Regions from separate parts of the Homo sapiens genome. Here region 1 is linked to region 2. A link is an interaction called in ENCODE POLR2A ChIA-PET data of the cell type or tissue named here. Cell type or tissue: Caco-2. All regions are shown on one strand. Each heading gives the region's core, and the rest is flanking DNA. Links, peaks and the distances in the headings are about the cores only. Region 1 overlaps LOC102723445 (a long non-coding RNA gene). Region 2 overlaps EPB41L2 (erythrocyte membrane protein band 4.1 like 2).

Region 1 (15,760 bases), core at 5,603-9,602, 120 kb after region 2:
TCTCAAGCAATCCTCCTGCCTCAGCCTCCTGAGTAGCTGGGATTATAGGCACATGACACCATGCCCAGTGGACTCCTGCTAATTTTAAAAAATATCTCTAAGGTAGGTAACAAAGTTAAACTAAAACATTATTCTTACATTTATCTAAAAAGTGTGTTATTTCACCACCATCAGTGTGACCAGGCACACAGTCACCAGCAGGGGACCCCTGCACTCCCACAGCTGCATTGCTTCTGCAACTGCGGTGAATGCCCACAGAGAGGCAAGCATCCCAGTACCTGCTAGCATCCTGCTGCAGCTGCTGCTACCACTGCTGCTGGCACATGCAAACAGGGATGGATCCCGCTGTCACCACACTGAAACAATTTGGCTGACACCACCCATTGAAGTGTAGTGACCAGTGGTTCAGAGGCACTTCAGCCCTCAAGTACAATGGATTCCTAACCTCAAGGAGTCAGAGAACAATGTTGGGACCCAGCACAACACCCACAGAATTAGAGCATGCAGTCCAGGAGTTGGAAGCTGAGCACTGGCCCCCTAAAATCTTCCAGAAACAAAGCCAGGAGGTTGAATACACCTTATGCCACAACCAAACCCTCAAGGACATCAAATATAATTTTTAAAAAAGTTCAAAGGTCAGCAACTTGAAAGATTAAAGTAACATAAGCCCACAAAGATGAGAAAAACCAGCACAAGAACCCTTACAACTCAAAAAGCCAGAGTGACTTCTTTCCTCCAAATGACCAAATCACCTCTCCGGCAAGGATTCTGAACTGAGCTGAGATGGCTGAAATGACAGAAATAGAATTCAGAATATGGATAGGAATGAAGATCACTGAACTACAGGAGTATGTTGAAACCCAATCCAAGGAAGCTAAGAATCATAATAAAACAATGCAGAAACTGACAGACAAAATAGCCAGTATAGAAAAGAATGTAACCAACCTGATAGAGCTGAAAAACACACTACAAGAATTAATGCAATCACAAGTATTAATAGCAGAATAGACCAAGCAGAGGAAACAATCTCAGAGCTTGAAGACTGCCTTTCTGAAATAAAACAGTCAGACAAGAATAGAGAAAAAAGAATGAGAAGGAATGAAAAAACCTCTGAGAAATAGGTGATTAGGTAAAGAGACCAAATCTATGACTCACTGATGTCCCTGAAAGAGATGGGGAAAAATGGAACCAACTTGGAAAACATATTTCAGGATATAATCCATGAGAACTTCTCCAACTTAGCTAGAAAGGCAAATATTCAAATTCAGGAAATGCAGAAAACCCCAGTAAAATACTTCACAAGAAGATCATGCCCAAGACACATAATCATCAGATTCTCCAAGGTCAAAATGAAAGAAAAAATGTTAAAGGCAGAGAGAGGTTCCAAGATGGCTGAATAGGAACAGCTCTAGTCTACAGCTCCCAGCATCAGCGATGCAGAAGATGGGTGATTTCTGCATTTCCGACTGAGGTACCGGGTTCATCTCACTGGGGCTTGCCGGACTGTGGGTGCCGGACAGTGGATGCAGCCCATGGAGTGTGAGCCAAAGCAGGGTGAGGCATCGCCTCACCTGGAAAGAGCAAGGATTCGGGGAATTCCATTTCCTAGCCAAGGGAAGTCATGACAGACAGCACCTGGAAAATCGGATCACTCCTACCCTAATACTGCACTTTTCCAACACTCTTAGCAAATGACACACCAGGAGATTATATCCCGCACCTGGCTCGGAGGGTCCCATGCCCACAGAGCCTTGCTCACTGCTAGCACAGCAGTCTGAGATCGAACTGCAAGGCAGCAGCGGGGCTGGGGGAGGGGTGCCTGCCATTGCCGAGGCTTGAGTAGGTAAACAAAGTGGCTGGGAAGCTCAAACTGGGTGGAGCCCACCACAGCTAAAGGAGGCCTGCCTGCCTCTGTAGATGCCACTTCTGAGGGCAGGGCATAGCTGAGCAAAAGGCAGCAGAAACTTCTGCAGACTTAAACGTCCCTGTCTGACAGCTTTGAATAGAGTAGTGGTTCTCCCAGCATGGAGTTTGAGATCTAAGAACAGACAGACTGCCTCCTCAAGTGGGTCCCTGACCCTCAAGTAGCCTAACTAGTAGGCACTTCCTGGTAGGGGCCGACTGACACCTCATACAGCCGGGTGCCCCTCTGAGACGAAGCTTCCAGATGAACGATCAGGCAGCAACATTTGTCGTTCTGCAATATTTGCTGTTCTGCAGCCTCCACTGCTGATACCCAGGCAAACAGGGTCTGGAGTGGACCTTCAGCGAACTCCAATAGACCTGCAGCTGAGGGTCCTGACTGTTACGAGGGAAACTAACAAACAGAAAGGACATCCACACCAAAACCCCATCTGTACGTCATCATCATCAAAGACCAAAGGTAGAGAAAACCACAAAAATGGGGAGAAACCAGAGAAGAAAAGCTGACAATTCTAAAAATCAAGCTCCTCTTCTCCTCCAAAGGAATGCAGCTCCTCACCAACAATGGAACAAAGCTGAACAGAGAATGACTTTGACAAGTTGAGAGAAGAAGGCTTCAGATGACCAGTAATAACAAACTCCTCTGAGCTAAAGGAGGATGTTCAACCCCATCACAAAGAAGCTAAAAACCTTGAAAAAAGATTAGATGAATGCCTAAGTAGAATCAACAGTGTAGAGAAGACCTTAAATGACCTGATGGAGCTGAAAACCATGGCACAAGAACTACGTGACGCATGCACAAGCTTCAGTAGCCCATTCAATCAACTGGAAGAAAGGGTATCAGTGATTGAAGATCAAATGAATGAAATGAAGCAAGAAGAGAAGTTTAGAGAAAAAAGAGTAGAAAGAAGTGAACAAAGCCTCCAAGAAATATGGGACTATGTGAAAAGACCAAATCTACATTTGATTGGTGTACCTGAAAGTGATGAGGAGAATGGAACCAAGTTGGAAAACTCTCTTCAGGATATTATCCAGGAGAACTTCCCCAACTAGCAAGGCAGGCCAACATTCAAATTCAGGAAATACAGAGAATGCCACAAAGATACTCCTTGAGAAGAGTAACTCCAAGACACATAATTGTCAGATTCACCAAAGTTGAAATGAAGGAAAAAATGTTAAGGGCAGCCAGAGAGAAAGGTTGGGTTACCCACAAAGGGAAGCCCATCAGACTAACAGCGGATCTCTTGGCAGAGACTCTACAAGCCAGAAGAGAGTCAAGGCCAATATTCAACATTCTTCAAGAAAAGAATTTTCAACCCAGAATTTCATATCCAGCCAAACTAAGCTTCATAAGTGAAAGAGAAATAAAATCCTTTACAGATAAGCAAATGCTGAGAGATTTGTCACCACCAGGCCTGCCTTACAAGAGCTCCTGAAGGAAGTACTAAACATGGAAAGGAACAACAGGTACCAGCCACTGCAAAAGCATGCCAAATTGTAAAGACCACTGATGCTAGGAAGAAACTGCATCAACTAACGAGCAAAATAACCAGCTAACATCATAATGACAGGATCAAATTCACACATAACAATATTAACCTTAAAGGTAAATGGGCTAAATGCTCCAATTAAAAGACACAGACTGGCAAATTGGATAAAGAGTCAAGACCCATCAGTGTGCTGTATTCAGGAGACCCATCTCACATGCAGAGACACACATAGGCTCAAAATAAAAGGATGGAGGAAGATCTACCAAGCAAATGGAAAACAAAAAAAGCAGGGGTTGCAATCCTAGTCTTTGATAAAAACAGACTTTAAACCAACAAAGATCAGAAGAGACAAAGAAGGCCATTACATAATGGTAAAGGGATCAATTCAACAAGAAAACCTAACAGTCCTAGATATACATGCACACAATACAGGAGCACCCAGATTCATAAAGCAAGTCCTTAGAGAACTACAAAGAGACTTAGACTCCCACACAATAATAATGGGAGACTTTAACACCCCACTGTCAACATTAGACAGAGAAACGAGACAGAACGTTAACAAGGATATCCAGGAATTGAACTCAGCTCTGTACCAAGCAGACCTAATAGACATCTACAGAACTCTCTACCCCAAATCAACAGAATATACATTCTTCTCAGCACCACATCACACTTATCCCAAAAATGACTACATAGTTGGAAGTAAAGCACTCCTCAGCAAATGTAAAAGAATAGAAATTATAACAAACTGTCTCTCAGACCACAGTGCAATCAAACTAGAACTCAGGATTAAGAAACTCACTCAAAACCACTCAACTACATGGAAACTGAACAACCTGCTCCTGAATGACTACTGGGTACGTAACGAAATGAAGGCAGAAATAAAGATGTTCTTTGAAACCAACGAGAACAAAGACACAACATACCAGAATCTCTGGGACACATTTAAAGCATTCTGTAGCAGGAAATTTATAGCACTAAATGCCCACAAGAGAAAGCAGCAAAGATCCAAAATTGACACCCTATCATCACAATTAAAAGAACTTGAAGAGCAAGAGCAAACACATTCAAAAGCTAGCAGAAGGCAAGAAATAACTAAGATCAGAGCAGAACTGAAGGAGATAGAGACACAAAAAACCCTTCAAAAACTAATGAATCCAGGAGCTGGTTTTTTAAAAAGATCAACAAAATTGATAGACCACTAGCAAGACTAATAAAGAAGAAAAGAGAGAAGAATCAAACAGACGCAATAAAAAATGATAAAGGGGATATCACCACTGATGCTACAGAAATACAAACTACCATCAGAGAATACTATAAACACCTCTACACAAACTAACTAGAAAATCTAGAAGAAATGGATAAATTCCTGGACACATATACCCTCCCAAGACTAAACCAGGAAGAAGTTGAATCCCTAAAGAGACCAATAACAGGCTCTGAAATTGAGGCAATAATGAATAGCCTACCAACCATAAAAGTCCAGGACCAGATAGATTCACAGCCAAATTCTACCAGAGGTACAAAGAGGAGCTGGTACCATTCCTTCTGAAACTATCCCAATCAACTGAAAAAGAGGGAATACTCCCTAACTAATTTTATGAGGCCAGCATCATTCTGATACCAAAGCCTGGCAGAGACACAACAAAAAAGAGAGTTTTAGACCAATATCCCTGATAAACATCGATGCAAAAATCCTCAATAAAATACTGACAAATTGAATCCAGCAGCACATCAAAAACTTATCCACCATGATCAAATTGGCTTCATCCCTGAGATCCAAGTCTAGTTCAACATACACAAATCAATATACGTAATCCATCATATAAACAGAACCAAAGAAGAAAACCACCTGATTATCTCAATAGATGCAGAAAAGGCCTTTGACAAAATTCAAAAGCCCTTCATGCTAAAAACTCTCAATAAATTAGGTATTGATGGGACGTATCTCAAAATAATAAGAGCCATCTATGACAAACCCACAGCCAATATCATACTGAATGGGCAAAAACCGGAAGCATTCCCTTTGAAAACTGGCAAAAGACAGGATGCCCTCTCTCACCACTCCTATTCAACATAGTGTTGGAAGTTCTGGCCAGGGCAATCAGGCAGGAGAAAGAAATAAAAGTATTCAATTGCGAAAAGAGGAAGTCAAATTGTCCCTGTTTGCGGTTGACATGACTGTATATTTAGAAAACCCCATTGTCTCAGCCCCAAAGCAACTTAAGCTGATAAACAACTTCAGCAAAGTCTCAGGATACAAAATCCATGTGCAAAAATCACAAGCATTCCTATACACCAATAACAGACAAACAGAGAGCCAAATCATGAGAGAACTCCCATTCACAATTGCTTCAAAGAGAATAAAATACCTAGGAATCCAACTTACAAGGGACATGAAGGACCTCTTCAAGGAGAACTACAAACCACTGCTCAATGAAATAAAAGAGGACACAAACAAATGGAAGAACATTCCATGCTCATGGATAGGAAGAATCAATATCGTGAAAATGGCCATACTGCCCAAGGTAATTTATAGATTCAATGCCATCCCCATCAAGCTACCAATGACTTTCTTCACAGAATTGGAAAAAATTACTTTAAAGTTCATATGGAACCAAAAAAGAGCCCACATTGCCAAGACAATCCTAAGCCAAAAGAACAAAGCTGGAGGCATCACGCTAGCTGACTTCAAACTATACTACAAGGCTACAGTAACCAAAACAGCATGGTACTGGTACCAAAACAGAGATATAGACCAATGGAACAGAAAAGAGCCCTCAGAAATAATACCACACATCTAGAACCATCTGCTCTTTGACAAACCTGACAAAACCAAGAAATGGGGAAAGGATTCCCTGTTTAATAAATGGTGCTGGGAAAACTGGCTAGCCATATGTAGAAAGCTGAAACTGGACCCTTCCTCACACCTTATACAAAAATTAATTCAAGTTGGATGAAAGACTTAAATGTTAGACCTAAAACCATAAAAACCCTAGAAGAAAACCTAGGCAATACCATTCAGGACATAGGCATGGGCAAGGACTTCATGTCTAAAACACCAAAAGCAATGGCAACAAAAGCCAAAATTGACAAATGGGATCTAATTAAACTAAAGAGCTTCTGCACAGCAAAAGAAACCACCATCAGAGTGAACAGGCAACCTACAGAATGGGAGAAAATTTTTACAATCTACTAATCTGACAAAGGGCTAATATCCAGAATCTACAAAGAACTTAAACAAGTTTACAAGAAAAAATCAAACAACCCCATCAAAAGGTGGGCGAAGGATATGAACAGACACTTCTCCAAAGAAGACAGTTATGCAGCCAACAGACACATGAAAAAATGCTCGTCATCACTGGCCGTCAGAGAATGCAAATCAGAACCACAATGAGATACCATCTCACACCAGTTAGAATGGTGATCATTAAAAAGTCAGGAAAAAACAGATGCTGGAGAGAATGTGGAGAAATAGGAACACTTTTACACTGCTGGTGGGACTGTAAACTAGTTCAACCATTGTGGAAGACAGTGCAGTGATTCCTCAAGGATCTAGAACTAGAAATACCATTTAACCCAGCCATCCCATTGCTGGGCATATACCCAAAGGATTATAAATCATGCTGCTATAAAGACACATGCACACGTATGTTTATTGCGGCACTATTCACAATAGCAAAGACTTGGAACCAACCCAAATGTCCGTCAATGATAGACTGGATTAAGAAAATGTGGCACATATACACCATGGAATACTATTCAGCCATCAAAAAGGATGAGTTCATGTCCTTTGTAGGGACATGAATGAAGCTGGAAACCATCATTCTGAGCAAACTATCGCAAGGACAGAAAACCAAACACCGCATATTCTCACTCATTGGTGGGAATTGAATAATGAGAACACTTGGACACAGGATGGGGAACATCATACAACGAGGCCTGTCGTGGGGTGGGGGGAGGTGGTAGGGATAGCATTAGGAGATATACCTAATGTAAATGACGAGTTAATGGGTGCAGCACACCAACATGGCACATGTATACATATGTAACAAACCTGTACCCTAGAACTTAAAGTATATATAAAAAAAAGATGGAAGGATAGATAGGGGATACAAGAAACAAGACTGACAAGACATTAATTGTTCAAATGCATGACGAATATATGGGTGTCATTATACTACTCTGTCTGCTTTGGGGTATGCTTGAAATTTTATAACTTTTTTAACACAAGCATTTAACAGCTATATAACATAAATTTTAAAAAGTAAGAATGTGACCATTATGTGCCTCTGATTATAGTTTTTAAATTCCAAATAAAAAAGTGAATATAAGAAAAAAAAATCTTAAAGGCAGCTACAAAGTGAAGTCCATTAGAGAAACAGCAGGCCTCTCAGCTGAAACCCTACAAGCCAGAAAAGATTGGGGCCAATATTCAACATTCTTAAAGAAAAGAGGCTGGTCATGGTGGCTCATACCTGCAATCCCAGCACTTTGGGAGGCTGAGGCAGGCAGATCACCTGACATCAGGAGTTCGAGATCAGCCTGACCAACATGGTGAAACCCTGTCTCTACTACAAATACAAAATTAGCCGGGCGTGGTGGTATGCACCTGTAATCCCAGCTACTAGGGTGGCTGTGGCAGGAGAATTGCTTCAACCCGGGAGGCGGAGGTTGCAGCAAGCCAAGATTGCACCACTGCACTCCAGCCCAGGTGACATAGCAAGATTCTGTCTCAAAAAAAAAAAAAAAAAAAAAGGAAAGAAAAATTCCAACCTAGAATTTCTTAAGTGAGGAAGAAATAAGATCCTTTTCAAAAAAGCAAATGCTCAAGGAATTCATTGCCATTAAACCTGCCTTACAAGAGCTCCTGAAGAAAGTACTAAACATGGAAAGGAAAGACTGTTACCAGCCTCTACAAAAACACACTGAAGTACACAGATCAGTGACACTATAAAGCAACCATGTAAACAAGTCTGCAAAATAACCATGTAACATCATGATGAACAGAACAAATCCACATATATCAATACTAACCTTGAATGTAAATTGGCTAAATGCCCCAATTAAAAGACATGGAGTGGCCCACTGGATAAAGAACGGAGACCCATTGGTATGCTGTCTTCTTTATCCAGTCTCTTGAAGACAGCACACCAGCAGGTCTTGGTGCTTTATCCAACTTGCATATCTCACATGCAGTGACACACATACACTCAAAATAAAGGGATGCATAAACATCTACCAAGCAAATTGAAACACAGAAAAAAGCAGAGGATGCAATCCTACTTTCAGACAAAACAGACTTTAAACCAACAAAGATCAAAAACACAAAGAAGGTCATTACATAATGGTGAAGAGTTCAATTCAACAAGAAAATCTTACTATCATATATATATATATATATATATATGTGTATATATATATATATATATATATACCCAACGCAAGAGCACCCAGATTCATAAAGCAAGTTCTTAGAGACCTTCAAAGAGATGGAGACTCCCACAATAATGGGAGACTTTAACACCCCACTGTCAATATTAGACAGATCATGAAGATAGAAAATTAACAAAGATATTCAGGACCTGAACTCAGCGCTGGATCAAATGGACCTGATAGACGTCTACAGAACTCTCCATCCCAAAACAAGAGAATATACCTTCTTCTCACTGCTATTTGGCACTTACTCTAAAATCGATCACATAATCAGAAGTAAACCCTCCTCAGCAAACGCAAAAAAACTGAAATCATAACAAACAATCTCTTGGACCACAGCACAAACAAATTAGAAATCGAGACCAAGAAATTCCCTCAGAACCATACAATTACTTGGAAATTGAATAACCTGCTTCTGAATGACTTTTGGGTAAATAATAAAATTACGGCAGACATCAAGATGTTCTTTGAAACTAAAGAGGACAAAGAAACAACACACCAGAATCTCGGGGACACAGCTAAGGCAGTGTTAAGAGGGAAATTTATGGCACTAAATGACCAATAAAAAAGTTAGAAAGGGCTGGGCATGGTGCCTCACACCTGTTATCCCAGCATTTTGGGAGGCCAAGGTGAGTGAATCACCTAAGGTCAGGAGTTTGAGACCAGCCTGGCCAATAAGGCAAAACCCACCTCTACTAAAAATACAAAAATTAGCTGGTTATGGTGGGGTACACCTGCAGTCCCAGCCACTCAGGAGGAAGAGGCATGAGGATTGCTTGAACTGGGGAGGTAGAGGTTACAGTGAGCCAAGATTGCACCACTGCACTCCAGCCTGGGTGACAGAGTGAGACCCTGTCTCAAAAAAAAAAAGAAAAAGAAAAAGAAAAAAAACAGAAAGATCTCAATTTACCAACCTATTATTACATCACAACTAAAAGAAATAGAGAACCAAGAGCAAACCAATCCCAAGCTAGCAAAAGAGAAGAAAGAATCAAAATGAGAGCTGAATTGAAGGAGATTGAGACACACAAAACTATTCAAAAGATCAATGAATCCAGGAACTGGTTTTTTGAAAAAATTAATAATATAGACCACTAGATAAACTAAGAAAGAAGAAAAAAGATTCACAGAAACACAACCAGAAATGTCAAGGGGGATATTACCACTGATCCCACAGACATACAAATAACCATCAGAGAATACTATGAACACCTCTAAGCACATAAACCAGAAAATCTAGCAGAAATGGATAGATTTCTGGACATATAAATCCTTCCAAGACTGAACAAGGAAGAAATTGAATCTGCAAACACACCAATAATGAGCTCTGAAATTGAGTCAGTAATAAATAAGCTACCAACCAAAAAATTCTCGGGACCAAACAGATTCACAGCTGAATTTTACCAGATGTACAAAGAAGAGCTGATGCCATTCCTGCTTAAACTAGTCCAAAAAATTGAGAAGGAGGGATTTTTTCCAGACTCATTCTGTGAGGCCAGTATTATCCTGATACCAACCTGGGGGAGACAACAAAAAAAAGAAACTTCAGGCCAATATCCTTGATGAACATTGATGCAAAAATTCTCAACAAAATACTGGCAAACCTAATCCAGCAGCACATCAAAAAGTTTTTCCACCATGACAAAGTAGTCTTTATCTATGAGATGCAAGGTTGGGTCAACATAAACAAATTGATAAATAGGATTCATCACATAAACAGAACTAAAGACAAAACCCACATAATTGTCTCAATAGATGCAGAAAATGCTTTTGATAAAATTTAACACCACTTCATGTTAAAAACTCTCAATAAACTAGGTATCGAAAGGACGTAGCTCAAAATAATAAGTGCCCACAGCCAACATCATACTGAATGGGCAAAAGCTAGAAGCATTTTCCTTGAAAACCAGCACAAGACAATCAAGCAAAAGAAAGAAATAAATAGTATCCAAATAGGAAGAGAGGAAGTCAAACTATTCCTGTTTTCAGACATGATCCTATATTCAGAAAACCCCATAGTCTTGGTCCAAAAGCTCCTTAAGCTGACAAACAACTTCAGCAAAATTTCAGGATACTAAATCAATGTGCAAAAATTACTAGCCCTCCTATACACAGTCAAGCTGAGAGCCAAATTGGAATGAAATCCCATTCAAAATTGCCACACACTCAAAATAAAATACCTAGGAATACAGCTAACCAGGGAGGTGAAAGATCTCTACAACAAGAACTACAAAACACTGCTCAAAGAAATCAGAGATGGCACAAACAAATGGAAAAACATTCCATGCTCATGGATAGGATGGATCAATGTTGTTAAAATGGTCATTCTGCCCAAAGCAATTCATAGATTCAGTGCTATTCCTATTAAACTATCAATGACATTTTTTCACGGAAGTAGAAAAAACTATTTTAAAATTCATATGGAACCTAAAAAAGAGCCCAAATAGCCAAGGCAATCCTAAGTAAAAAGAACAAAGCTGGAGACATCACACTACCCAGCTTCAAACTATACTACAGTTCTACAGTAATCAAAACAGCATGGTACGGGTACAAAAACATAGACCAATGGAACAGTATAGAGAACCCAGAACTAAGGCTGCACACCTACAACTAGCTGATCTTTGACAAACCTGACAAAAACACACAATGAGGAAAGGATTCCCTATTCAATAAATGGTACTGTGAAAACTGGCCAGACATATGCAGAAGAGTGAAACTGGATCCCTTCCTTACACCATATACAAAAATTAACACAAGATGGATTAAAGACTGAAATGTAAAACCCCAAATTAAAAACCCTGGAAGACAATCTGGGCCATACCATTGTGGGCATAGGAACAGGCAAAGATTTGATGATGAAAATGCCAAAAGCAATTGCAACAGAAGCAAAAATTAACAAATAGGAGCTAATTAAACTAAAGAACTTATGCACAGCAAAATAAACTATCAACAGAGTGAACAGACAGCCTACAGAATGGGAGAAAAAATTTGCAAACTACACATCTGGCATAGGTCTAATGTCTAGCATCCATAAATAACTTAAATTTACAAGAAAAAAAACCAACCCCATTAAAAAGTGGGCAAAGGGCACGAACACTTTTCAAAAGAAGACATACATGAGGCCAACAGTCATATGAAAAAAAGCTTAGCATCACTGATCATTAGAGGAATGCAAATCAAAACCACAATGAGATACCATCTTACACTAGTCAGAATGGCTATTATAAAACACCAAAAAATAACAGACACTTGTGAGGTTGTGGAGATAAAGGAACGCTTATACACTGTTGGTAGGAGCGTAAATTAGTTCAACCACTGTGGAAGACAGTGTGGTGATTTCTCAAAGGCCTAAAAACAGGAATATCATTCAACCAGCAATCCCATTACTGAGTATATACCCAAAGAAATATAAATCATTCTATTATAAACAAACATGCATGCATATGTTCATTGCAGCACTATTCACAATAGCAAAGACATAGAATCAACCTAACTGCCCATCAATAGAAGACTGGATAAAGAAAATTTGGTACATATACACCACGGAATACTATGCAGCCCTAAAAAGAATGATATGTTCTTTGCAGAAATATGCATGGAGCTAGAGGCCATTATCCTTAGCAAACTAACACAGGAACAGAAAACCAAATACTGCATGTTCTCACTTATAAGTGGGAGTTAAATGGTGAGAATACATGGGCACATAGATGGAAACAACACACGCTGAGGCCTATTGGAGGGTGGAGTGTGGGAGAAGGGAGAGGATCAGGAAAAATAACTAATAGGTACCCATAGATTATGGGTTATGACATAATCTATACAACAAATCCCATGACACAACTTTCCTATATAACAAATTTGCACATGTAACCCTTAACTTAAAATAAAAGTTTTCTTTAAAAAGTATGTTATTAAGTAGTACTGTTTAAAAGTATGGATTCTGATCAAATAGATCTGGGTTTAAACCTTGCTTCCTCCTCCTGCACCCTGCGTGACTGTAGGTGAATTACCTAACCTCTCTGAACTTCTGTTTTCTCATCTGTAATCATAAGCATTATTGATAGTATAGATTTCAACTGGAGATTGACACTGCAACACTTCAATAAGACCCAGTCATCTCAACGCTATTTTTTTGCTCATCCCTTATTGTATCCATAGACATTGGCTTATTAACTTGACTTTCACATATTTCCAGATATATTTCCTTTCATCATCTCTACCGCTCTTATCTTGTTCTAAACAACCCTGATTTCTCACCTATTATTGCAATAACCTCCTAACTAGTTTCGATGTTTCTACTCTCACCCACATCCCCTTCAGACTTTTCTCAATACTGTATCCAGCATGAACTTTAAAATAAAAGTCAGATCATGTCAGACATCTGCTCAAATCCCTTGTAGCTTTCCATGTTACTTAGAGCAGAACCGAAGTCCTTGCAATTTTTTCATAGGGTTTGTCCATCTGCACTTCTCTGTCCTCATTCCCTAATGTACTTCCATTCTTTTATTGTACTCTATCCTCACTGGTCTTCTTGCTCTTCCTGGAACACACATTCACAACTACCTTAGGTAGATCCTTTGTACTTGCCGAATCCTCTGCCTGGAATGTTCTTCCCTCGGTTTCATGCAAGACTTTCTTCTCCTTCAGGTTTTTCTTTCTTTTTCTTTTTTTTTTTTTTTGACATGGAATCTTACTCTGTCACCCAGGCTGGAGTGCAGTGGCACGATCTCAGCTCATTGCAACCTCCATCTCCTGGGTTCCAGAGATTCTCCTGCCCCAGCCTCCTGAGTAGCTGGGATTACAGGTGCTCACCACCATGCCCGGCTAATTTTTGTATTTTTAGTAGAGACAGGGTTTCACCATGTTGGCCAGGCTGGTATCGAACTCCTGACCACAAGTGATCCTCCTGCTTCAGCCTCCCAAAGTGCTGGGATTACAGGTGTGAGCCACCATGCCTGGCCTCCTTCAGGTCTTTATTAAAATGTTATCTCCTCAGAGAAGACTTCTCTCACCACCCTATCTAACATAGCGTAACCATTCTTCCTTACTCTGCCTTCTCTGCTTTATTATTTTTTCTCGGATGTTTCTTGGATATATCACTCTATATAGTTTAGTTGTTTACCTTTTTAACTGTCCCCACTAGAATAAGAGTCCTTAATACCTAGTCTGTAAAATAGTGCATAGGATATAGCAGTCATTTGATAAATAAATACATACATGTCAAACCAACAAATGAATGATTGGAGAGCCACAATGTAGCTCAACTGTGTATTTATCCATATGCCTATGGGACACATATTCCTTTTTCTTAATATTTCCTTTTCTATTTTTGTTTTAATTTTAAGCTCTGGGATACATGTGAAGAACGAACAGGTTTGTTACATAGGTATACCTGTGCCATGGTGGTTTGCTGCACCTTTTGACCTGTCCTCTTAGTTTCCTTCCCTCACCCCCCAACCCCTAACAGGCCCTGGTGTGTATTATTCACCTACCTGTGTCCATGTATTCTCATTATTCAACTCCCACTTATGAGTGAGAACATGCGGTGTTTGGTTTTCTGTTCCTGTGTTAGTTTGCTGAGGATGATGGCTTCTAGCTTCATCTGTGTCCCTGCAAAGGGCATGAACTCATCCTTTTTTATGGCTGCATAGTATTTCGTGGTGTATATGTGCCACATTTTCTTTATCCAGTCTATCATTGATGGGCAGTTGGGTTGGTTCCATGACTTTGCTATTGTAAATAGTGCTACAATAAACATATGTGTGCATGTGTCTTTATAGTAGAATGATTTATATTCCTTTTGGTATATAACCAGTAATGGGATTGCTGGGTCACATCATATTTCTGGTTCAAGATCCTTGAGGAATCACCATACTGTCTTCCATAATGGTTGAACTAATTTACATTCCCAATAGTGTAAAAGCATTCCTATTTCAGCCTCCCTAGCATCTATTGTTTCTTGACTTTTTAATAATTGCCATTCTGACTGGCATGAGATGGTATCTCATTATGGTTTTCAGTAGCATTTCTCTAATGATCAGTGATGTTGAGCTTTTTTTCATATGTTTGTTGGCCACATAAATGTCTTCTTTTGAGAAGTGTTTGTTCATATCCTTTGCCCACTTTTTGATGCGGTTGTTTGCTTTTTTCTTGTAAATTTGTTTAAGTTCCTCGTAAATTCTGGATATTAGACCTTTGTCAGATGGGTAGATTGCCAAAATTTTCTCCCATTCTGTAGGTTGCCTGTTCTCCCTGATGATAGTTTCTTTTGCTGTGCAGAAGCTCTTTAGTTTAACTAGACTCCATTTGTCCGTTTTTACTTTTGTTGCAATTGCTTTTGGCATTTTTGTCATGAAGTCTTTGCCCATGCCTATGTCCTGAATGAAATTGCCTAGGTTTTCTTCTAGGGGTTTTATGGTTTTGGGTTTTACATTTAAGTCTTTAATCCATCCTCAGTTAATTTTTGTATAAGGTGTAAGGAACGGGTCCAGTTTTAGTTTTGTGCATATGGCTAGCCAGTTTTCCCAGGACTATTTATTGAATAGGAAATCCTTTTCCCATTGCTTGTTTTTGTCAGGTTTGTTGAAGATCAGATAGCTGTAGATGTGTGGTGTTATTTCTGAGGTCTCTGTTCTGTTCCATTTGTCTATATGTCTGTTTTGGTACCAGTACCATGCTGTTTTAGTTACTGTAGCCTGGTAGTATAGTCGAAGTCAGGTAGTGTGATGCCTCTGGTTTGTTCTTTTCGCTTAGGATTCTCTTGGCTATATGGGGTCTTCTTTGATTCCATATGAAATTTAAAGTAGTTTTTTCTAATTCTGTGAAGAATATCAAATATCTTGATGGGAATAGCACTGAATCTATAAATTACTTTGGGCAGTATGGCCATTTTCACAATATTGATTCTTCCT
Region 2 (15,760 bases), core at 6,267-10,266:
CTGCCAGCTGAGTAGCTCCCATTCTTTGCTGAGATCACAAGCAATATGAGAGTCTTTAATTTCTACCAAGAGAGCTCAACCCATTTTGTAAGGATCCAAGATTCACAAAATGGGAAGGTATGTATTTCTAAGCTTCAAAAATGGTAGCAAGAGGATGGAGGGAGGCTTTCATTTGAGCTTTGAGAAAACAACAAAACTTTGCAACAAATAACCATTGAACTTAAAACATATTGGCAATGTGTAGACAGTTCTGGCCATTTTCTACATCGGATAAAACTAGTTTTCATCTGCTTGTGGGTAGAGGATATGTAGAGCATCCTGCTGATACCCACAATCACGTGCTTGTATGTTCACCTCCCCGAAGGGCCTATAGCTATTGAAAGAGAAGGTCTTTTAATAATGCACTATTTGATGCCATCAAACGTGAGGGAAAAAAAACAAATGTAGAAATGATTCAGCAGCCACCTAACTCTACTTGGGAAATAAAGAGGTGATGCTTCTCAAATATATTCATCATTTAAAAGGAGAAGGGGAAGAGGCAGGAGAGGTGGGGCAGAGGGGAAGGAGGAAGTGGGGTGGGAAGGGGAACAAGGAAGAAGAAATATCTGGAGAGGAAGAAGGAATAACAAAAACAGGCAGACTTAGAGCAGAGTGCAAGTAAGTCCTTACCCTCACAGGTTTATGTTTCTTAAGTGTCAGATGGTCTAGAAAATACCATACTTCATATTCAAGTAAGTATAAATACATTCCAAAGGGACTATTTGTTAGTTCATATTATCTATATGGGGAGGATGAACAAGTAATCCAATGCTGCTCACCCTAGTTACCTTTATAACCCACTATATCACTTGTTTATTTATTTTTAAAAGGATAAGGGACCTATTAGACAGAGCTATTACTATAAAGATGTAAACTAATATCCGGTTTAAATTAAACCCACACATACAAAACATATGAACTACAATCTTCCCTAGTTCAAGTCTAGATGGGATCAGGTGACATTCAGATATATTTCTTCCACTCTTTCTCCTTTTTAATAGAACCTAAATTTTGTTCCACTTTCCCCCCTTCCACATGTGTTTCAATAGAGGCTAGCTCCAGATTGGCCTCAAGGGTAGCTTCTATTGGTCTAGGGCAATCATGGTAGTCTCCCACCCCTTGGCAAGAAAATATGCACGAAGTCCACTGGTGGGCTTCTGGAAAAGGATCTCTCCCTCTAAAAAGAGCCAGAGGAAGAGGAGGCCCCTTCTGCTGTCTCTGAACATTGTATACATAACTCTGTTAAATGCTGTTGTCATCTTGAATCCACAGAGAAGAATAAGCCTGATGACACACTGACACACAACAAAGGACACTGGCAAGAGAATCACAGAGAAGAGGACCAGCTCCTTGATCGCGCCACACATGGCCCAGTCCTGTGCTGGAGCTTCCTGTTTGTGAAATCACATACTCCTCTCTGGCTCAATGAGCCAGGGATTCAGTTACTTGTAGTCAAAAACATCTTGATGTTGACTTCTGCATATTCTGAGGAGAGCATTAGAAAATAAGGATTAAGAAACTGAGAGTACATATAGATCTTGGGTCATTATTACTCCCACTGCATTTTACAACCCTCATAACTAAGAGCTATGGTTGTCAAAGTATTCCATTTTTTCCAAATGATGTTCAATTTTTAAAAACCTAATACTTGAGTTAATATTAGTGAGATAAATCACTAATTCTTTACTCTAACAACTCTAAATAAGAATGAAACCAAAAAAAATCTTACTTTATCAACATATGAGTCCCTTTCTTCATATGTTGGAGACAGGGGTATATGAAAACTAAGGCATAATTTTCAATAACATCCAGTTGCAATAACAATCAAGGTAACAATCTTCTTTGTTGAAAGAAAGCCCCTACTGCTGTCACTAAGGATGGAGACAAGAAAAAGACCTGTGCCAGGCAAAGCATTCTCCACCAGCAACTAAGGCAATCTTGGAAATAGATACGATTTCCTGAAGTTAAAGCTAAACAACCAGAGGCCATATATAAATCATGAAGGACTCTAATATTGGGTATTTTTATTCACATAACCATAATGCATATAAACCTTGTAATACTGGCAATCCAACAACACACACTAGCAGAGATTATCTAGAGACATCCAGAACCCTGCTGAGTTCTCATCAATCAATTATGCACACTGAGTTGTATGGTCAGAAATCTTGGTGAACTGCATCTGCTCTAATTCCTTCTCTCAGGTAGAGGCCCAATTCTGTGTAATAATCAAAGCTGAAGCTATATTCTTTCTTTTCTTTTCCTTTTTTTTTTTTCACACGAAGTCTCCCTCTGTCGCCCAGGGCTGAAGTGCCATGGCATGATATCAGCTCACTGCAATCTCCGCCTGCCGGGTTCAAGCGACTCTCCTGCCTCAGCCTCCCAAGTAGCTGGGATTACAGGTGCATGCCACCATGCCCGGCTAATTTTTGTATTTTTAGTAGAGATGGGGTTTCACCATGTTGGCCTGGCTGGTCTCAAACTCCTGACCTCAAGTGATCCACCCGCCTCAGTCTCCCAAAATGCTGGGATTACAGGCATGAACCACTGCGCCCAGCCTGAAGCTATATTCTTTCTGTGAGAAGTTACCTATGTCTGAATAAAATAGCCTGGTGGCTTGGAGATGAAGACTGTGAAATAAAACAGGATTAGAATTTCAGCTCTGCTTATTAGCCATGTAACCGCAGACAAGTTATTTTAGCCTTGCTGAGTTTCAGCTTCCTCATAAGCAAAAAAAAAAAAGGATACAAAATGTACTCACTGGTTGATTCTAAGCATTAGATTAGATGCTATAATACATAAAGTGCCTGGCACATAATAAATTCATAATAAATGATCAGCTACTGTCATCACATAGAGATTCTGCCAAGAAAATAACTATATTTGTTTACTAAAATAATAATAATAATAATAATGGTAGTAATAACAGTAATCACAACAGAAATAATCATGATAATATCAGCTATTTGTTAAACACTGCTCTAGAAACATGGCATGCAGCAACTCGAACCTTCTCAACTCTTCTAGGAAGGAACTGAAATTATTCTCATGTTACAGATGAAGAAGGTAAAAAGAGGATAGATGGGTTGGTCAAAGCCATATAACCAATAAAGAGAAGTGCCAGAATTCAAACCCAGGCCGTCCAGCTCTAAAGACCTTGTACAACACTGCCTTCAATCCCAAAACGACTTCACTACTATATAACTTGCACCTAGCATGATGCCCGACAGTTAATGATTTGCTGAAAAGTGAAACTGATAATTACCACTACCTTTTGGGGCTTTATAATCATTAGCAGCATGTTCTAATGGACCACCCCTCATGAATTTTAGTGACCATCAGGATGTGAGTGGGGTCAGTATCTTATCCCCTTCTTTCAAGACAAGTGTTTATTGAGTACTCTCAAAGCATATGCACCAGGCACCAGTAATACAGATGAAAGAATCCTGCTCTCAGTATAGTGGGAGACATAGGTAATAAGATTAGCATTCATAGTCAAACAACTTGTAACCAATTCATAAATCTTGGTAATTTAGATTTAAAAATTACTACTAGTTTGAAAAGCAGCCACGATTTTCTTGTTATCTCTTCAGGAAATCACACAATGAATGGTCCTTCATAGGAAATACTGGTTAAACACTCATAACATACAAAATAGTCATTACATGATTTTTGGAGAGGACTAATTCTCCTTCTCAATTTTATTTGGTCTCTATCTGAATTCAAGTAACTTGAATAAAAAAGCCCAATAAAACAAGTCTGGTGTAAGTTGCCTCAACATCAAAAAAATAAAAAACAAATTTTATTTTTAAATTTTTGGCTAGGCCAATTTAAATCATCGGTCCAATGGTGGGGAAAGTGGCCAATGGATAAACAGTTATCAAAAAAAAAAAAAAAAAGAAAGAAAGAAACACAAGTGGCACATAAACATATGAAGAGGTACTTGTCACACTCTTAGTAAAAGAAATGAAACTAAAAATTCAGAATGGAGACATCCAAAAGTTTAATCATGCACTCATTGAGCAAGACTATGGGAATGCAGGCATTCTCAAACAATTGCTAGCAGAAGAATAAACTGGTATGGGCCCAGTGGAAGTCAATTTGCCAATAGCTTTCAAAATTCCAAATGTGTCCACACTTTAAACTAGTAATCCTGCTTGTGGTAATGCAGGGGTGTCCAATCTTGTGGCTTCCCTGGGCCACAATGGAAGAAGAAGAATGTCTTGGGCCACACATAAAATACACTAACAATAGCTGATGAGCTTTAAAAAAAAAATTGCAAAAAAAAAATCTAATAATGATCTAAGAAAGTTTACAAATTTGTGTTGGGCAGGATTCAAAGCTTTCCTGGGCCTCCTGCGGCCTGCAGGCCACAGGTTGGACAAGCTTGTGGTAAGGTATCCTACAGATATATCTGTGCATATGTAAAATAATTATGTAAAGGTGACTCACTACAACACTGTAAAAGCTCAGGATCCATGTCCATCAACAGGGGGTCTTATACCACACATTCATACAACAAAATACTATGCAACTGTAAAGAGAAAAGATGAGAAAGGCTGCCGCCCCACTTGGGATAATAACTCCAATTATTAAGTACATTGTTAAGTACAAACAGCAAGATTCAGACGGTATAAGTGATAGGTCACTTTATATGGATAGGATACCTTATACAGACATCACATCTTATAGGTTGAAAGCAAAGCGTGTGGGAGATACACAAATAAAGGATGCGAATATGCATATGTGAATATGCACACATACACACACACATTTTCCTTTAAATGAGTAAAGAAACTGGGGAAGAATGCAAGAGAGTAACAACAGTGATTATGGGGAATGGAGGGTGGTGCTGGGTAGATGACTGCCGAGGTACAGATATGGGAGACAATGTTTTTAATGAACAGAAGTTTTCATAAACTTAAACACTTAAGTACTTTACTAGGAGAACAATATTTATGCATTAAGTGAACCCAGCTTGGTTAGCCAGCTTCCTTGGAGACAACACGTGCCAATATGACTCCCACAAGCCACGATGCCAATTTGCCTTGTCACACAGCTCTAGCCACACAAATGAACATCGACTCCAGCTCAGCAGTAGCATTAAGATGGCCTAAGCTTTGGATTTCCTAGCGTATGAAGGTTAAGACTGTTTCTATATCCTCAAAGAATCTGATTTCTGCCAGCCTTCACTTCAGTATATTTCACAAACCCACCACTTACCCCCAATCTAGATTGTTCCCCTAAGTAGTTTAAGCTCAACACCCAAGCTTTTAGTGCAGCAACATTTTTTTTAAGAAGTGTATCAGTTCTTCATTTAAAAAAATACAGTTGTCCCTCAGTATCTGTGGGGGATTGGTCCACAGATACCCAAATCCACACATACTCAAGTCCTGCTGTCAGCCTTACCGAACCTGTGGACAGGAAAAGTCAGCCATCTATATCCAAGTTTAGCACCCTACAAACACAGTTATTTTCAACCTGAATTTGGTTGCAGATACAGAAGTTGCCTATATGGAGGGCTGATTAGATTTACTGAAAAAAAAACTCACATATAAGTGGACCTATGCAGTGTGGGCTCATGTTGTTCAAGAGTCAATTACAGTTCCTGAGAAAACGTTGCTTGTTTTTTATCCTTTTTTCCTCAGTGTGGACTTGAAACAAACAACTGGCTTTTGCTAACAATAATACCGGTGCATATGCAGGCAGCGTAAAAAGATTATTCGTATTCTCTGCTGGAGGGCTGGGAATGGGGCACTTGGAAATAGAGTTCTCTGAAAGTTGGGGACATTTTTTTTTAAAGGCAGAGTAAACAGAATGGGAAGAGTCCTATTAAATGTCTAAGCTGGTCATACATAAACATTCCCCAATCTCTTTCAGCAGCTTCCTCCTCACAGGGAAAAGCAGGAATAAAATTGGCCTGAAAGCACAAGCTTGTCATCAGTTTCCTGTCCACACCTCTTCCCTGCCCATCTGCTACTATATTCATATGAAGAGGGTAAAGCTTTTGTGCAGATAAAACAACTACATGTTCCTAGCACAGTGTTTGCATCCAGTGGCTTCCTGATAAATATCTTTTGTGATGTTCCTAGTATTTAGGGAACATTTATTTGGGCCACCCCCCTATTAATGCTCTATAGAAAAAAAAATGCTAACGTGCAGTTTATTCCAGTGACATCATAACCAAGCTCAAACCAGAGCACGGCCAATACCAACAAACTCCCATGATCATGACAGATGCCAGCGAGTCTATTTTTCCTAAGCTCACCCCACAACTATCTTATGCATAAAATGGCTCCTCAGCCCCATCATAAAACTCGTGCCCACTTGGTATCCAACAGTAATCAACAACCAGTCTAATACTATTTCTGTGTGAATCAAACTCAAAAAAATAACAGTAGTGGTACAAGAGGCATTTCCCAAATAAGCAAACGACAAATCCACCAAGGTTAACTGCACAGGATAAACGCACAGGCTGCAGACGCTGCATTTTAATAGGTCATAAGACAAAAGCTTGTCAAAGTCAATCAACTCCCCCACACTATGACAAGTCCACCAAGCTGGAGCCTACACTGATCTCATACTTTCAAATCCTCTTCTCTATAAGCTTTGGAATGCTGTAGTCAACAGGCATAAATACCTAAACCTCATAAAAAAATATAATTCACTTTTTAAATTTTGGCCGTTAGTTCTTCTGCCATTTTAAGTAATTATAGCACTACTAAAGAGTTCTACCAATACATAGCATATATTCTAAAAACTAAGACTATAAACTGAATGACACTTCTAGCTTAAGCAAGCATATCCAAATGTTGGCCCCAGTCCACTGGCTGATCAGCAGAAGGTGCCAGAGAGTATCCAAATTATGGACCCTCCAAGCCTGGCTTGATAAGAGCAACTTTCCCTCGGCGGGAAAAGCTGTAACTACAATGGAATTACAGACATGCCATTTGGAGTGCTATAAAACCTTTTTTTTTTTTTTTTAAAGTTAAGTATTTCTACTCCGAGGATTCACTTAGTTCAGAACTACTTAGCAAGAACTTCAAATAACTATTTTTAGGTGGTGGTGGCTAGAATACGTTTTTACTTCAGTGAAATGTATTTGTTTTTTTAGAGGTAAAATTCTTGAAGTTCAACATTTGCAAAAGTGATTTGGTAGAGAATCATGCTGGAGAATATGTCAGGCATTCAACGTCTGGAGTCCACCAAAAAATGCAAGCAAAACCAACGTCAAAGTTTAAAATTTACCTTTCCAATGTAACTTTCCTTGTGATCCTGCTATGATACTAAACTATAGATCACCAATATATTATATCATCCGTACAGGAACACTACAAAGCAGATGTGGGGGATGATTGGCTGTCCAGGTCATCAGCATCACCTCAACAGTTATCATTTATTCAGCACCCACACCCACGTTGCAAATAATTTGAAGAGACAATTCTTCCTTGTGACAAAAAAAAAAATGGAAAACTTAAACTTCCCAAGTACACATGTACCCCCCTCAAAATACCATAAATACTTCAGTGATATAGAGCATCCCTAACAGTGTCAACAATAAAAAAGGAATCGCAGAGGTCATCTGCTAATTACAGTGGCCCTGTTTTTCATTTTGTCAGTAAGTCGCAATGAAGCAAGGATCTTTTTAAAGACTGCTAGACTGTTAGATTATATAAAGAACACGCAAGAAGATTTTTTCCCAAGTCTGGATGTCAGAATCTGGGCAATATGCATTTTCACATTTATTCAATGTGACAACCAATTAAATATTCAGTAATAAAAGAAGATGTTGATACCTATTCTTATTCTATCAGTATTTACTTAGGGTGTGACAATATCAAACCAATAACCAGACTTTGGTAACTGTTAATGGCTAATAATCTACAGATTATTAGCTAAAAACTGTGAACTCAAATCTCTGATAGCTACAGTACAACTTCTTTTAATCAAACAAGTTAGGGTGAAAATGAAGCACTTTATAAGTAAATTGAAAGTTATTACTCTTTAAGATGCTAAAAAGAAAGTAACTGCACACTATTAACCTTACATAGTCCTCACTGTGCTTCCAGAAATAATATCATACTGATTTTGTACAGTATTATGTCATACCACTGAAAAAATTGTGAAACAACCAGACAAGCATATAAAAGAAACCAACTAGCTTCATTATTCTCATAGGTCAAACCTGAAAAAGCTATCATGTTAAAGATAGCCTGACAAAAGTCAACATTTGCCTAGAAAAATGCAAACAAGTCATCTAAAACTAAACTCGGCCCAATGGAAAAATGTATTTTTCACAGGGCTTAGTTCAAATATCACAACATATTCCCTTGCGAAACAGTGTACGTACCCAGATTCCATCTACTCTGTACATTAGTATTTTCCTAATTTTCAGTCCCCTGACTAGTCACACTTTCAATAGCAAACTTCCTCCACAAGCAGAAACAAACAAGCATGTATCACAAAACCCAACCACTGCAACAAAAATGTCCTAATAATCGCCCCCCTTGAAATACATACGCAGCTTTTAAGCACATCAAGCCCGCTGTCTGCTATTTCCTGTCATTGGAAAACTGTGGAAAGCTGATGGAAATCCAGCGTCCAAAAGCTTAACGAGCAAGACTGGCTCCACCCAAGCCAGACCCTGCTGGAGAGGGACATGCTCAGTAGAAAAGCCCAGTTTGGTTCCAAGTCACTTCATTCCTCAGCTAGAAAATGCACATGGGTCAAAGAAAAAAGTCAGCTTCCTGCTGCCTGTTTTACCCACTGAATGAAGAACCTTCGGCATAGAAACCAGTTTTAATGACACAACTGTAATTCTATAATTTTTATAAAATTCTTCTATCCTGAGATTTTTTCTCATTTAGTTTTCCTGGTTATGACTTTTGCTTTGCTTTGAGTCTCCATCCTGCAACTTTGTTTTTATTTTTGTCATTTTAATTCATCCCAGAATAGACACCAAAAGTATATGTACACAACATAAAGTAGTCCCCCTTATCCTCGGGGAAAGAAGCCCAGTAAATGCCTGAAACCATTGACAGTACCAAACCCAACTCATCAATTGGAATGTGTTTCTTCTGTTCATGTCTTCCACCCACAAATTTAATGCCTTGTACTTTTTAAATTTTCTTACTTATTTTCAGAGACAGGGTCTCACCCTGTCACCCAGGCTGGAGTGCAGTGGCACACTCATGGCTCACTGCAGCCTCGACCTCCTGGGCTCAAACAATCCTCCCACTCCCACCCCAGCCTCTCAAGTAGCTGGGACCACAGGCATGCACTGCCACGCCCAGCTGATTTTTTTACGTTTTTGTAGAGATAGAGTCTCACTATGTTACAGACCAGGCTGATCTCCAACTCCAGGACTCAAGTGATCATTCTGCCTTGGCCTCCCAAAATGTTGGGATTACAGGTGTGAGCCACCGCGTCCGGCCACCCTGTTACATCCTAACTAAGCACTTATGCACTGTGGCCATAACTTTTGCAGTTTGAGGTGCGACAGCCAAACTAGCACAAATTTATTTTTCTTTTTTCACAATTTCACAGGTTGAAGATTAGGTTCTTACCATAGATCTTAGCAACCTCAGCATGCGATTTTTTTCCTTTTCCTTAAGAACTTTCCCCTTTTCACTTAACGGAAGCACCTGATGGCTTCTCTTTGACATATTCAAATGGCCACTATCACTATTCTTGTACTTTTATTACGTAGAATAAGGGTGATTTGAACACAAGCACTGTGATATCACGATAGTCAGTCTGATCACCAAGCCGGCTACTAAGTAACTGACAAGTGGCTGCTTCTACAACATGGAGCCACTGGGCAAATGGATAATTCACATCCTGCACAGGATGGAGCAGAGAGTGTGATTATTTCATCATGCTACTAAAAATGGTTTGCAACTGAAAACTTATGAATCGCTTGTTTCTGGAATTTTCCATGTAATATTTTCAGACCACAGATGACTGCAGGTAACTGAACTGCAGAAAGCAAAACTATGAATAAGGGGAGGCCTACTGTACAGCCTACTCATTTTTATCTATAAATTACTATAGACAAACTTTCAGATATAGAAAAACTGCAAATATATCATCCATATTTCAACATTAAAAAATAAAATATTCATTTCAACTCATTTATACAAGAATGTCTATTCATTCAACCTGTACATAAAAATGGAGGTGCATTTTAACCTAGATAGTATAGTTACCGTGATGTAGCTATAAAGCTGTTAAATCCTTGTTTCATATTTCAATCCTAAATTGAGACATGACTAAAAATGGCCAGGTCCAGTAGCTCATGCCTGTAACACCAGAATTTTGTGAGGCCGATGTGGACGAATCACTTGAGATCAAGAGTTCTAGACCAGCCTGGCCAACATGGCAAAACCCCATTTCTACTAAAAATACAAAAATTGGCAGGGTGTCGTAGCGCATGCCTGTGGTCCCAGCTACTCAGGAGGCTGAGGCAGGAGAATTGCTTGAACTCAGGAGGTGGAGGTTGCAGTAAGCCAAGATTGCGCCATTGCACTCCAGCCTGGGCAGCAGAATGAGACTCCATCTCAAAAAAAAAAAAAAAAAAAAAAAGGAGAAATGACTAAAAATAAGATAATACTACATCCACCTATCATATGACTCTAAAGAAATATGGAAGCAACATAAATGTAAAGTCACTAAAAGAAAATGTGTCAATTCTAAGATTCAGCTCAGCACAATCTGAGAAATAACTAATGTTCCTTAACTCTACAGTACCAACCACCCTTTACATTTCCACAATTTAAATTCTGGGTTTTTTTTTTTCCCAACACACATATTTGCCTTGACAATTCAGGACTCAGATAGACTATAAGTGCACTTGTGCATTTCTACAGCTTTACCCAACTACTGTGTTACTCTCCTGCAAAGCAGTAGTAATTATCTGTTCACATTCACCTACAGCAAAGTCTTTAATGGGTCTCTTGTAAATCGCAAAGAAAATGCTTTAGATATTTATTAACAGATAAACAAGATGTCACCAGTACCAACTAGCAGAAAAAGTAAGGTTTGCAGCCAGGCGTGGTGGCTCACGCCTGTAATGTAATCCCAGCACTTTGTGAGGCCAAGGTGGGTGGATCACGAGGTCAGGGATTCGAAACCAGCCTGGCCACCATGGTGAAACCCCATCTCTACTAAAGATACAAAAAAAAAAAAAAAAAAAAAAAAAACAGCCGGGTGTGGTGGCGCACGCCTGTAATCCCAGCTACTCGGGAGTCTGAGGCAGAAGAATCGCTTGAACCCGGGAGGCGGAGGTTGCAGTGAGCCGAGATCGTGCCATTGCACTCCAGCCTGAGTGGCTCCATCTCAAAAAAAATAAAAAATTTTAAAAAGTAAGGTTTGCTTAATGGGAAGACTTGATGGAAGTCTTCACTTCTCTTCTTCACTTTTTCACTTTTTTAAAAATTTTATTTTGGTAAAAGTTTCCATGGCACCTCTGAAGAGATATTCATCTTTGTCAAAATGGGCAGACACAAAACTTTTTTTTTTTTTAAGTCATTCTACATAGTGGAAGTAAATTTTACTACCCATCATAAAGTTTTCATTGGTTCACAAAGGGGCAATTTGGTGAGTTTTTTAGTAGAGCCAATTTTATTCAATTCAGAGCATCATCCCTTATGCAGATTAAGTTCTTCCCACCTTTTTATGTTAAATGTGTTTTTTAATAAATACTGCTAGTGTAACTGTAAATTTGTTACAATATACTTAACTTGGAAAAATATTGCCTTTGTGAAAGGAAAATAAATCTTGAGGCCCCCAAGTCACTAAGCTAAAGGGAAAAGTCAAGCTAGGAACTGCTTAGGGCAAACCTGCCTCCTTCCTTTCTATTCAAAGTCACCCCTCTGCTCACTGAGATAAATGCATATCCGATTGCCTCTTTTGGAGAGGCTAATCAGAAACTCAGAAGAATGCAACCATTTGTCTCTTATCTACCTGTGACCAGGAAGCCCCCTCCCCACTGCCTTTCTAGATCAAATCAATGTTCATCTTACATATGTTGACTGATGTTTCCTGTCTCCCTAAAATGTATAAAACCAAACTGTGCTCTGACCACCATGGGCACATGTCGTCAGGTATTCAGGGTTCACACTTTCAACCTTTTTTCTGAAATTTGTAACTCCATGTAATCCAGAAATGTGAAAACTTCTAACCTATAGCAGCACTGGGCCCTATGAATTCAACAGTGGTAGATCTTCTGGTCCATCCTACGCATTTCTTAACACCCCTGTGTCTCCTGCTCTCTTCTCTTACTCTCTTACTCTCCTACTGCTATAAACTGAATTGCATCACCCTAAAATTCCTATGTTAAATCTAACCCACAATGTGATGGAGGTAGGAGCTTTGGGAGATAGGTTTAGATAAGGTCATGAGGGTGGGGCCCTCATGATGAAATCAGTGTACTCATAAAAAGAAGCACCAGAGAACTTGTGCAGTCTCTCATTCTCTCTCTACCATGAAGGGCACAGTAGAAGGCAGTTGTCAGTAAGCAAAGAAGAGCCCTTACCAGAAATTCTACAACTTAGAGTAACTGTGAGAAATAAGTACCTGTTGTGTAAGTCACCCAGTCTATGGTATTTTATTATGGCAGCACGAGCTAAGATGCCTACTTCTTAGCTATGGAACCCAATGCTACTGCTCAGCTCCTCCCTGGCTTCAAAAGATCCTACTCAGGAGACCTGTGAATCTCATTGTTCAAAAAAACGTTGGGAGAATTCAGAGAGAATGAGTTTTGTGGCACTATGATTTTGAAAGAGAACTATTAATAGAGTGAATTTAAAAATTAGACTATTAGAACCTAGAGAAATTGAATCTCAAACTCATATACCCACTTATGAGTGGTAGAGCCAAAATTCACATCAATTTGGTCTGCCCTCAAAGCCAATAGACTTTTCCACTAAGGCAGCCTCTTTTTTCTTTTCTTTTCTTTTTTTTTTTTTTTTTTTTTTTTTTGAGATGGAGTCTTGCTCTGACTCCCAGGCTGGAGTACAGTGGCGCGATCTCAGTTCACTACAACCTCTGCCTCCCAGGTTCAAGTGATTCTTCTGCCTCAGGCTCCCGAGTTCAAGCGATTCTCCTGCCTCAGCCTCCCGAGTACCTGGGACTACAGGTGCCCGCCACCACACCTGGCTAATTTTTGTTATTTTTAGGAGAGACGGGGTTTCACCATATTGGCCAGGCTGGCAAGGCAGCCGTTTTAACACTCTTGTTTTCCAGATAAGTCAAGTGAACCCAGAGAGGTGAAATAACATGTGAGGTTACTTGATGGGTTATTAGCAGAGAAGTACACAAAGCACGTCCAGTGTCATTTACTTATTTCCAATATGATTTAAATACATTTGAGTACACAAAATATATAGGAAACATCTACAAATGTCTTAATATTCAAACATTGTTATTATATGAATTTATATCTATTACATGTATTTTGAGAAGACCAAAAAAGGTCATGTTTCGACAATGTCTCATTATTTCATTAAAACAGGAAATTAGGTTTATCCTCCAAAAGTTAATTTTAAAATATTCAAGGAAGTTGGTTAAGGTTAGGAGGGGAACACTTTCCCTACATTTGTGTATGTGAGTTTGTGTAGACACAGAATTTTATCTTAAACCCAGTATCATAATTTGACTTTTAAAAATCATCCTACCTCCTACTTTATGAGGACAAAGAATGAGTAAGATACAGAGAACCCAATAATCTGATGAGTCACTCATGGCTCAAAAACCTTAAGAGACACAAACTCTAGGCAGAAAGTACAGTTATCAATATCACAGAAAAGACAATGAGGAAGAAGAATTCCTTTTGGTTATCTCACTTCTGCTCATCTAGCCCCCATCTGTAAAGTGATTATCATCTATCCTACTAAGAAAAGAACCAGACAACACAATTTTCTGGAAAAAAACTAAAATAACCTAAAAAGTACTCAGAAGAAATTTTGTAAAAAACCTCTGGCCAGGCGTGGTAGCTCACGCCTGTAATCCCAGCACTTTGGGAGGCCAAGGTGGGTGGATCACCTGAGGTCAGGAGTTCAAGACCATCCTGGCCAACATGGTAAAACCCCGTCTCTACTAAAAATACAAAAAAAAATTAGCTGGGCGCGGTGGCATGTGCCTGTAATCCCAGCTAGTCGGGAGGCTGAGGCAGGAGAATCACTTGAGCCTGGGAGGTGGAGGTTGCAGTGAACCAAGATTGCACCATTGCACTCCAGCCTGGGCAACAAAGCAAGACTCCGTCTCAAAAACAAAACAAAACAAAACAAAACTCTTTTTTTTTATTCTGATTGTACAGGGAATCCAATCTTCCCATCTACCAATCGTCATGCAAGATTACTTCCTGAACAAACATGGACAGGAGTTTCATGACTCTTCAATATGAATGAACTTCCCAGTCGGTCTATAAAATTTTTTTAACGTTTTTAAAAATGGTCCACATTTCATAGGATCATTGATACTGACATATCTGATGTAGGCAGAAAAACTAATTTTTTTCACTAGCACCTTGGCTCTAATGTGCAAGTTCTTCTTTGACCACATACCACAGTTTAACTTCTCTCAGGCTCTAAACCAGAATAATGTATACAACTGCACATGCGTCACCTGCAAAGTTTCTTCCCTACCAGACATCTTAGCAATGTTAGACTCATATGTTCAATTACATTAAAAACAATTACATTTTTAAGATGTAATGTTGAAAAGTACTGTAGATTTATGGGACTCTAGGAAAGAAAGATACTGCATGACCCCAGATTTTTACAAGGGGTATAGAGAGAAAGTGGAAGCAGGTACAGAAGGAGGAAAATGGACAAAAGAATAAAAGAGTGGTGGCTGAGAATCTCTAATCAAAAAGTTACTGTTTTGAACCAAGGAAGCATCTAAAAAGTATTAGGATAAAACTCTTAACAAATCCTTCTTGTCTGCTTTTAATTAACTACAAAAGTCAAAAGCACCACTTTTTAAATTACACAATCAGACAAGTATAGTAATCCAGCAGGTACATTAAACTGTATTATTTTCATTCTATTTTATGTCTAAGAAATATGTGCTGCATTCCTGCTTTACACCAGACACTGGTCTAGGCCCTAAAGACCTAGGGAAAGTTCTTGCCCACAAGAATCTACTGGACATTTACAGTCTAGCAGGCAAGTCAGACACATAAACAAATCATTACACCATATGTGATAAGGGCTGTAAGAGAGGTACAAGAAGGGCACAAAGGAAATGGTCACCTCCTTTGGGTGGTCAAAGAAAGCGTTATAAAGCTTACAATTATAAGATCATTCTTCTCTCACACTTTGAAGGAGCAGATGCTACCACTCGGTCATAATGACACCCACCTTGCCTTAGGGATGAAAGAAATAAAACAAAAGCACCTACCACAAAGTCCACTACATACAAAGCAGAAACAACAATCTTGCTAGCAGCTGTATAATACTCTACATATGACTGAGCAAAATGGAATTTGTAAAGAATCAAAGTAGTTCAGAGCTAAAAGGATCTCAATGTTCATGTACCTCTACCTCTTGCCTTTAATTAGATGGGAAATCTAAGGCCCAGCAGTTAGATTATTTACATAGCAAATCAGTAGCAAGATCTCACCAGGATAGATGTCAGATTCTTACTAATAATCTCAATGCCTTTTCCTGTAGCAAACTGTCCTGCCTGGATGAGAAGGGGAGACACACTGTTAAGGAGA

What was found. ChIA-PET counts read pairs that join two places held together with the same protein. Peaks named below come from ENCODE experiments on the same cell type or tissue, not always from the same donor. Only the 100,000 strongest peaks of a DNase experiment are listed, where the experiment ranks them.
Region 1: POLR2A ChIA-PET joins it to region 2 with 9 read pairs; 3 of 35 experiments call an interaction of 5 or more read pairs at or near these places.

Annotation. Positions count from the first base shown.
Region 1 is chr6:131,084,957-131,100,716 of GRCh38, forward strand. It overlaps LOC102723445 (a long non-coding RNA gene), which reads right to left. Exons shown (of 4, transcript XR_428022.3): 4 at 36-75. Among named protein-coding and RNA genes, the nearest start is that of EPB41L2, 30 kb to the left of the region's middle. In Caco-2, for the core only: no CTCF peak of the experiment used is centred there; no DNase peak of the experiment used is centred there.
Region 2 is chr6:130,961,724-130,977,483 of GRCh38, forward strand. All of the region lies in intron 1 of EPB41L2 (erythrocyte membrane protein band 4.1 like 2), which reads right to left. Among named protein-coding and RNA genes, the nearest start is that of EPB41L2, 94 kb to the right of the region's middle. In Caco-2, for the core only: no CTCF peak of the experiment used is centred there; a DNase peak (open chromatin) is centred at 8,641.